Regions from separate parts of the Homo sapiens genome. Here region 1 is linked to region 2. A link is an interaction called in ENCODE POLR2A ChIA-PET data of the cell type or tissue named here. Cell type or tissue: K562. All regions are shown on one strand. Region 1 has its middle 110 kb from the start of TBCA. Region 2 overlaps WDR41 (WD repeat domain 41).

Region 1 (4,000 bases), 410 kb before region 2:
CTTTTCTCAGGTTTCAGTGTAGATAACACTTCTTCATGGAGACTTTCCCCAGCCTCCCAATCTAAATGAGATCCTCCAATTAGGCTGTCTCTTAGTTCCTCGTCTTTTCCTTCGTTTAATTCATTGTAACTTATAAATATTGTGTGTATTTAACTGTTGACTGCCTTGTGCCCATAGGTTCCATGATCAGGGATTATGCCTGTCTCACCATTACAGCCTGGGGCACAGGTCTGTGTCTGCCGCCTAGCAGTGCTCTGTCTTTAGTTAAAGAATGTGTACTAGTCAGGTCAGAACCACCTGCTGGACATCACATGAGAGAAAAATGGGAGGCTGTCCCTACAAATAAGAACCCTTAATAAATCATCTGAGCATTTTAGGTAGTGTTATTCTTTTCCTACCATACCATAAAATGAATTCTTATACCCTTCATAATTATCAAACTCAGATGACAAAGTTCCTGAAAACCAAGCTTTTCTCTTAATTATTAAATGTGCTACTATGTCCTCTCTGGGTGGACAGATTTGCAAGCACTTGAAAATGGTCAGCAGAGCAAGGTGGCTCATGCCTGTAATCCCAGCACTTTGGGAGGCCGAGGTGGGTAGATCATGAGGTCAGGAGTTCGAGACCAACTTGGCCAACATGATGAAACCTCGCCTCTACTGAAAATACAAAAATTAGCCAAGCATGGTGGCGCACACCTGTAATCTCAGCTACTTGGGAGGGTGAGGCAGGAGAATCGCTTGAACCCGGGAGACAGAGTTTGCAATGAGGTGAGATCTCACCGTTGCACTCCAGCCTGGGTGACGGAGCGAGACTCTGTCAAAAAAAAAAAAAGAAGAAAGAAAGAAAGAGAAAGAAAGGAAGGAAGGAAGGAAAGAAGGAAGGAAGGAAGGAAGGAAATGGGCTAGTGGATCAGCACTTGCTGAGCAACTATCACTGAGCTGCAGAGGCAGATTCTGCAAGGGCACAAGGCCTGGCCCAGCTCTTGGGGCATGATCAGCACAGGCAGAAAGGCAGAGTAAAGTCACATAAAACAATATGTACAAGACAAGTTGCGTCAGCCCCAAATCATGTAATATACACATCCTGCACAAATATCTGCAGTGCACAGTCATTGCCTTCCTGTGTGGGCTGGTGAGGTGGTATGTTAAAGAGCTAGGCACAAGTTGGGGCTCCAATCCTGTATTTGTGAAACTCTGGGCAAGCCACTTTATCTCTCTGGGCCTCAGCTTTCTCTTCTGTACAATGAAGATAATAATAGCTCCCCTTCCTGCTTCATAGAAAAGGGAAGGACAATCACCTTTTATTAAGTCTCTTCTTCATGTCAGGTCCTGTAATAGACATGTTAACATAAGGCTCCGGGCAGGGCGCAGTGGCTCATGCCTGGAACCCTAGCACTTTGGGAGGCTGAGACAGGAGGATCCTCTGAAGTCAGGAGTTTGAGACCAGCCTGGGCAACAAAGCGGAATGCCATTTCTAAAAAGAAAAAAAAAAGAAAAAGAAAAAACCCATAAGGCTCTCATCACACTCTTTCAACAATCCTGAGAAGCTGGCATCACTCATATTTTACAAATAAGATGATGGATGCTCCAGGAGGTGAAGTACTGTGTCTAAGCTCACAGCTGCTAAGAAAGAGACCCGCAATAAGAACGCCAGTCTGACACCAAAGTTTATGCTCTTTCTACTCCTGTCCCAGGTAAACGTAAGGCTTGCTAACTAGAAAGTGTGATACAGATATAAGTATCATTATTTTATGAAAATGCCAGGTCAACCACAGTTAGAAAACTGAGTTTTATCCATTCGTTCACAAATATCATTGAATGTCTTTACTGTGCTTTGTGTACTGTGCCAGATAACTCTCAGTATTATCAGAAGCAATGACTTAAGAGAAAAAGTAAAACGACCAATGATCTTTTCACCGTTTCTCAAAAACTTGTGTCATTGGATTCCTGTAACTAATGTGATTTTCCATAAACTCAAACGGTGATTTTCTGGTTTTGAAATTTCCACCCTCTTTTTTTTTTTTAAAGGAACATATCTATTATATGAAGTGGGCAACACCTGTATGTGAGGCACATTGACGAGTAAACTCTGAGCTGCTGTCACAAGCAGTTAAAAGTAAAAGGCCTTTGTCAAAGCGAGTTAACAAAGTCTATTGTGTGACATGGAATCTTTGACACATTCATCATGCTGGTGTGGACTATCTCAAAACTCAGAGCTGGTGGACTCTAGCCAGCTTCCTTATCATGCGTACAAATGAGTCTGTTTCCACGAGGACCCGCATCATCCTCTCTGCGCTGTTGGCTTTCACTGGAGATGACCCCACAGACCTGTTCCCAAGCATGTGGGACCTGAAATCTAGCAAAGGTAATAAATTTGTTCTGGTGCAGTATCGGAGAGGTGACCATCTATCTCAAGCCCTCATTTGCAGAGGAGGATGTGGGAGCCATGAGGTTAAGAGAGAGGACAAGGACATGGAGCTTATACAGGGGCAAAGCCAGTATTAGGATGAAGGCCCTGTGACTCTCAGCTCAGTGCTCCTTCCTCCTTGTGACCAAGAGTACTGTTGTAGACATGACTGCAGCTCTCTAAGATTTCTGGTTCTCTTCTTCCTCCAGGCATATAGGAGGACTGGCTTTAAGTCAGGTGTGGCCATATGACTCACCTTGGCCCGTGAAAGGTGAGGGGGGCCTGTAATCCAGCACTTTGGGAGGCCCAGGCGGGCAGATCACTTGAGGCCAGGAGTTCAAGACCAGCCTGGCCAACATGGCAAAACTCCACCTCTACTAAAAATACAAAAATTAGCCGAGGGTGGTGGTGCGTGCTTATAGTCCCAGCTACTTGGGAGGCTGAGGCATGAGAATCGCTTGAATCCAGGAAGTGGAGGTTGCAGTGAGTCAAGATCGTGCCACTGCACTCCAGCCTGGGTGACAGAGCAAGACAAGACTCTGTCTCCTAAAAAAAAAAAAAAAAAAAAAAAAAGTAAGGGGATTTATGTCACTTCTGGGCAAGCACATTTAGGAGTCATGTTGTAACTTTTCATGCCCTCTTTCTGTGCGATGGTGAATCCTGAAGCATTGTATTGTGATGTTGACTTAAGATCTAATGAGATGGTGGAGTCTCTGTCTGCCTGAGTCCCTGAGTGACTAGGATACTTAGAGCCTCCTAACCAATCTGCTTTGGGTGTGTCGTATGAATAAGACTTGTTTCATAGTGTAACTAGTTAACTAGTTCATCCTGACTATTGCAAGTGCCCACCATGACAGGATGGACCAAGGTGCAGAGTAGTGTTTGTGACTATGACAAAGAGGAGAACTAAACAACTCACTAAGAATAAGCTGGCCCAGTGCAGTGGCTCACGCCTGTAATCCCAGCACTTTGGGAGGCCAAGGTGGACGGATCACTTGAGGTCAGGAGTTTGACTCCAGGCTGGCCAACATGGTGAAACCCCGTGTTTACTACAAATACAAAAATTAACCAGGCATGGTGGTGCATTCTTGTAATCCCAGCTACTTGGGAGGCTGAGGCAGGAGGATTGCTTGAACCCGGGAGGTGGAGGTTGCAGTGAGCTGAGATCATGCCACTTTACTCCAGCTTGGGCAACAGAGCAAGACTGTCTCAAAGAAAAAAAAAAGAAAGAAAAAGAAAAAAAAAAAAGGCAGGACCTCTTTCCTGTCCCCCAGGGCAGCCCCTGGCAGAGTGAACTTCAAGTCAGAGTGAACTTTGAGTCAGAGAGAGTGGGGTTTCCCTCACTGACCTCTCTGAGCTGGCGGTGCAATCCTGGCTGCATCAGTGAATCCTCCTGTGAGTCAGCCCCTTTATCTGTGAAGCAGGGATAACAAGTTCGTACTTGCAGGTCTGTTGTCAGCGTCAGTTTTCTGACACAGGTCACAGTATAGCTCAAAAATGTCTGTTGGGGGAAGAAAGTTGGTTGGTTAATCCCACACGCAGAGTCCTGCCCAAAGACATAAAAAAAAAAGAAAAAGAAAAAGAAAAAGAA
Region 2 (4,000 bases):
GTATTCCATGGTGTATATGTGCCACATTTTCTTAATCCAGTCTATCATTGATAGACATTTGGGTTGAAGAGAGACAACTTTTTTCAACAAAAAGATTGCAAGGAAGAAAAAGATGGAGAACAAAACCATAGAAAAAAGAGACTTTAGAGATATATCAAGCAGTTGTGCTATATAGACCTTATTTAGATCCTGCGTCTTACTGTACAAAAAAAATGATGAGATGATCATGGAAACTGTATAGTATTTTAGTTTTATCATGCATTAGAAAGTACTTGCAGGTTAGGTGGAAAGTTAACCACTGGGGTGCCTGTACTGCCATAATAATGTCGTATTAAGATTTTTATTTTTTCAGTGCCTTATGTAGACATTGAATACAGGAAGATTTATGGTTCAGGTTTATGGACTATACTTTTTATGTCCTTTAAGGTAACATTTGAATTTTTGGGACCTTCACTTAGTTGAAAGGCCTTCACATGAGTAAGAACTATTAAATGAGCATTTAGCTATTGGACATAAGAATTATTGTGAAAACAATTTATTTTTTACAAATCTTTATTAAGCTTTGCTGTAGTTTTCAGCCCACTGTTGGAAGGAACGAGAGAATACTTTCTCAGAGATGTTCAAAGAGAAGATGTTTAGAGGGAATTATTTTTATACATTAAGATGGTTGTAAGTGAGAATTCTCTAAGGACTCATGATCTAGACCCTATAGCATCACATGGTAATGTTGGACTGTGAGTTCTTGAATGGCAAGAACAATCTCTTGATCTTTATTCTTAGGTTTAAGCATCTATATAGTTAGTGCTTAGTAAGTATTGAATTACCGAGTGACTTATGGACTATCATAATAAATTTAGTTCTCATAATTAGGGGATGAGAGGATGAAACATTCTAGGAGGTCTGCCATAGGTCTTTGTTAAACCATGTTTCACCTTGTTGAACTTGTTTTTCATGAATGTAAGTTTTGCTTAGTCATTTAATTGTGTAGTCTCAAGGAGTATTTTTAACAACTTGGGTTTTTTTTGTTTTTTGTGTTTTTTTTGAGATGGAGTCTTGCTCTGTTGTCCAGGCTGGAGAGTGGTGTGATCTTGGACTTGGTTTTAAGTTAAAGAAAAAACCTGAAGTATATGGATAAGAATTGGACAGGAATATGAAAAAATATAGAAATTTATTTTTGTGTGGTAGGGATTCTGGGTTTTAAATTTTTAAGTTTCTATTTTTTGTGGTAGTATATTTACATTAATTATGATAAAAGGAAAATATGGGGTTACATTGCCATCATTAATCAATCTATTTCACAGAGCCCTTGAACACTTAAATGTTTGCTTATGCATTCACTTATTCATTCAACAAGCATTTCTTTAGCACTTAAAACCTGCCAGAGATAATCAGAGATTCATTAGACTGGCAAGTGCCATGTTATAAAGATAAAGATCAATAAATATGGTAATTCTTAGAGTTCATGATTCTAAGAAGCATATTTTTTTCTATTTTGACATCTCTAAAATTTGGACACATCATATAATTGTGTGTTTCAATTGTAATTGGCAGTATGTTTTCCTTAATGGTAAATAAAATAAGAGTGTCTTACAATTGATGTCTTAGATTTGATGAAATACGGTACATTTCTAAACAATCATAAAGTTTTAAGATCTCAAAGCAAGAACCACATGTAAGGTGTCTTCACATTTCCCTAACTCCTAGCACGGAATCACACTGAATACATTTTTTGCTAATCGGTAAAGAAACATTTCTCTCAAAATCTTATCTTTAGGCTTAAGTTTTTGCTTTCTGTTACTTTAGAATGTTTTTAAAAATTAGTATGTAAAATGTTATCTGGCAATATTACTATTCTTCCATTGGATAGAATAGCTTAAACTTTATTGACATTTTAATCCTTTTTTTATTTTATAGTTCATTACTTCTTTTCAGCAGTTACACTATACCTTACAATTAGGAATTCTTGGGTTGTATTTCCATTTCTGATTTGGAGATGGTTGAAGTGTATGCTTGACTGACTAGGATTTAGTTTAAGATAAACTGATAAAGTATAGCTAGTTTTTTGTTATCCATCATAATAGGATGGGTAATTGTAATTTGTGAATGATATCTCAACCCTTTATTAGTTTTTTTATGACAGGTACTAATATGTGTCAAAGTTATACTGGTTTGTATTTTAAAGCTTAATGTTTCCTCTTTAGGGGAGGTAGTAATAAATACTGAAATGGCAAAAAAAAAAAAAAAATGGTAGCAATAGAATATATATAAGAATAGAAGGCCTGAATAATCTACCAACCAGGTAATTGACCTTGCAGCAATAAAAAATTGACTGTGATTTCATGCATTACTATTGAGCCTTATTTAGATTTAACTTTTGTTCCCTACTGATTGAATTAAAGTTTGAGGTTAAATGCTCTATATCCCATTTCTAAACTCTCAGCTGTTCTCAGTCATCTCTCATTGTGAACTCATGAAAGTCAAACATGATAAAACAATCATAAGAAGTTAAAAATTAGGGTTAGAAAAAAAGTATGTATTTTAAACTTGCTGTCTTCTAAATGCAATTTTAAGTTTAAAGAATCAATAGAAATTGATGTTTTATACCAAAGAACACTTAAGACCTTGAGTCCTGCCCTCCCCACCATCACTATACAAATAAAAAGAAATCAATAGGCCCAGAAACATAAGCTGCTAAAGATTTATTTCCAGCAACTATTTTTGATATTCAAGGTACTATTTACTAATCTGATTGAGAAAATGTAGATAATTAAGCATAGGAAATCTATTTTTATTTTAAAAATGATCATTTTCTTTTTAATCTCCGGATCTTTTATATGTTACATTTTAAAATAAGAATAAATGATAGGCATGGATTTAAAAATAACTCTTTGTGATTTTTAGCTAGTTACCTAAATTTAACAGGTCCATTCTGTTAAAAAGATAGGTAGTTCTGTATTTAAAAATTATTAAAAGACTGTCAGACTGTATTTGATCAATTTCATGTCTCCTGAATAATCTTGGTTCTACCAGTAGTAGATGTACTCAAAGGATTTTGAAATAAGAACTGAGTATTGGAATTGTCTGAGCCAGTGAAGGCACTGAACTTTGAAACTGAAGATAAGAAATTTGAACATGAAACTCAGTTTGGAGTGTTAAGGAAAGTATTTCATGACTGAAATAGTGGGATTTTGTTATCTCATAAAGGGGTAAAAAATCCATTAGAACAGATGCTCACATAGCATCTGTTAATTATAAGGGGCCAGTTATATGTCATTCATAGCTGGCTCTCTTTAACACCACTTCTTTCTCTCATACTGAAAAAAAAAAAAAGCCTGAATTTGAGTGAAAGCAATATTATGGGGACAACTTTAAATTGATTCTGAGTCATTAAAAATTATTTACAAACTTGTGGATGACATTAACAGTAAATTATTTGACATGCTTATGATGTGATTATTTATACTACTTTGTTGCGTTAGTATAATAAGATGGTGAATTTTAGTATAATATGGTGATGAATAATCCTGTATGACAGGTTATTCCTTTTGATAGTGTTTATGTTCAGAATATCTTCTACTCTACAGAATTTGGTGATTGTCCCTGTGATATGGTGAATGGGATATAAAAAGGAGAGAGAAGCTATAGCAGACTATCACAGCTCATTTTTCATGCCATAAGACAAGCTTTACCTGTGCATTTCAAGCATCTTCACTAAAAAGCAACAAAAAAACCCTAAAAAATCCTCAAATCTTCCAAACCAAGAACAAAGCATTTATGTGGAAAGACTAAGGAGTTGAGCTGAGCAAAAGAGAGATCTTGACTTTAAATAATAATTATTTACAGAGAGAATAATAGAAGTAATGAATTTATTTAACATCGTAATCACTTCCTAGAATATCACTTCCTGTCACTGAAGGCACTTGTCAGCTTGGTTTCATTTCACTTAAGTCAGGGATTTCTTAAAATCATAGAATTTTAAAGCAAAGAAGGACTTTAAAGA

Evidence for each region. Peaks named below come from ENCODE experiments on the same cell type or tissue, not always from the same donor. Only the 100,000 strongest peaks of a DNase experiment are listed, where the experiment ranks them.
Region 1: POLR2A ChIA-PET joins it to region 2 with 6 read pairs; 2 of 35 experiments call an interaction of 5 or more read pairs at or near these places.

Annotation. Positions count from the first base shown.
Region 1 is chr5:77,879,955-77,883,954 of GRCh38, reverse strand. No RefSeq gene overlaps it. Among named protein-coding and RNA genes, the nearest start is that of TBCA, 110 kb to the right of the region's middle. RefSeq lists an enhancer at 3,869-3,938. In K562, no CTCF peak of the experiment used is centred here; DNase peaks (open chromatin) are centred at 2,304 and 3,814.
Region 2 is chr5:77,465,052-77,469,051 of GRCh38, reverse strand. All of the region lies in intron 2 of WDR41 (WD repeat domain 41), which reads left to right. Among named protein-coding and RNA genes, the nearest start is that of WDR41, 25 kb to the left of the region's middle. In K562, no CTCF peak of the experiment used is centred here; no DNase peak of the experiment used is centred here.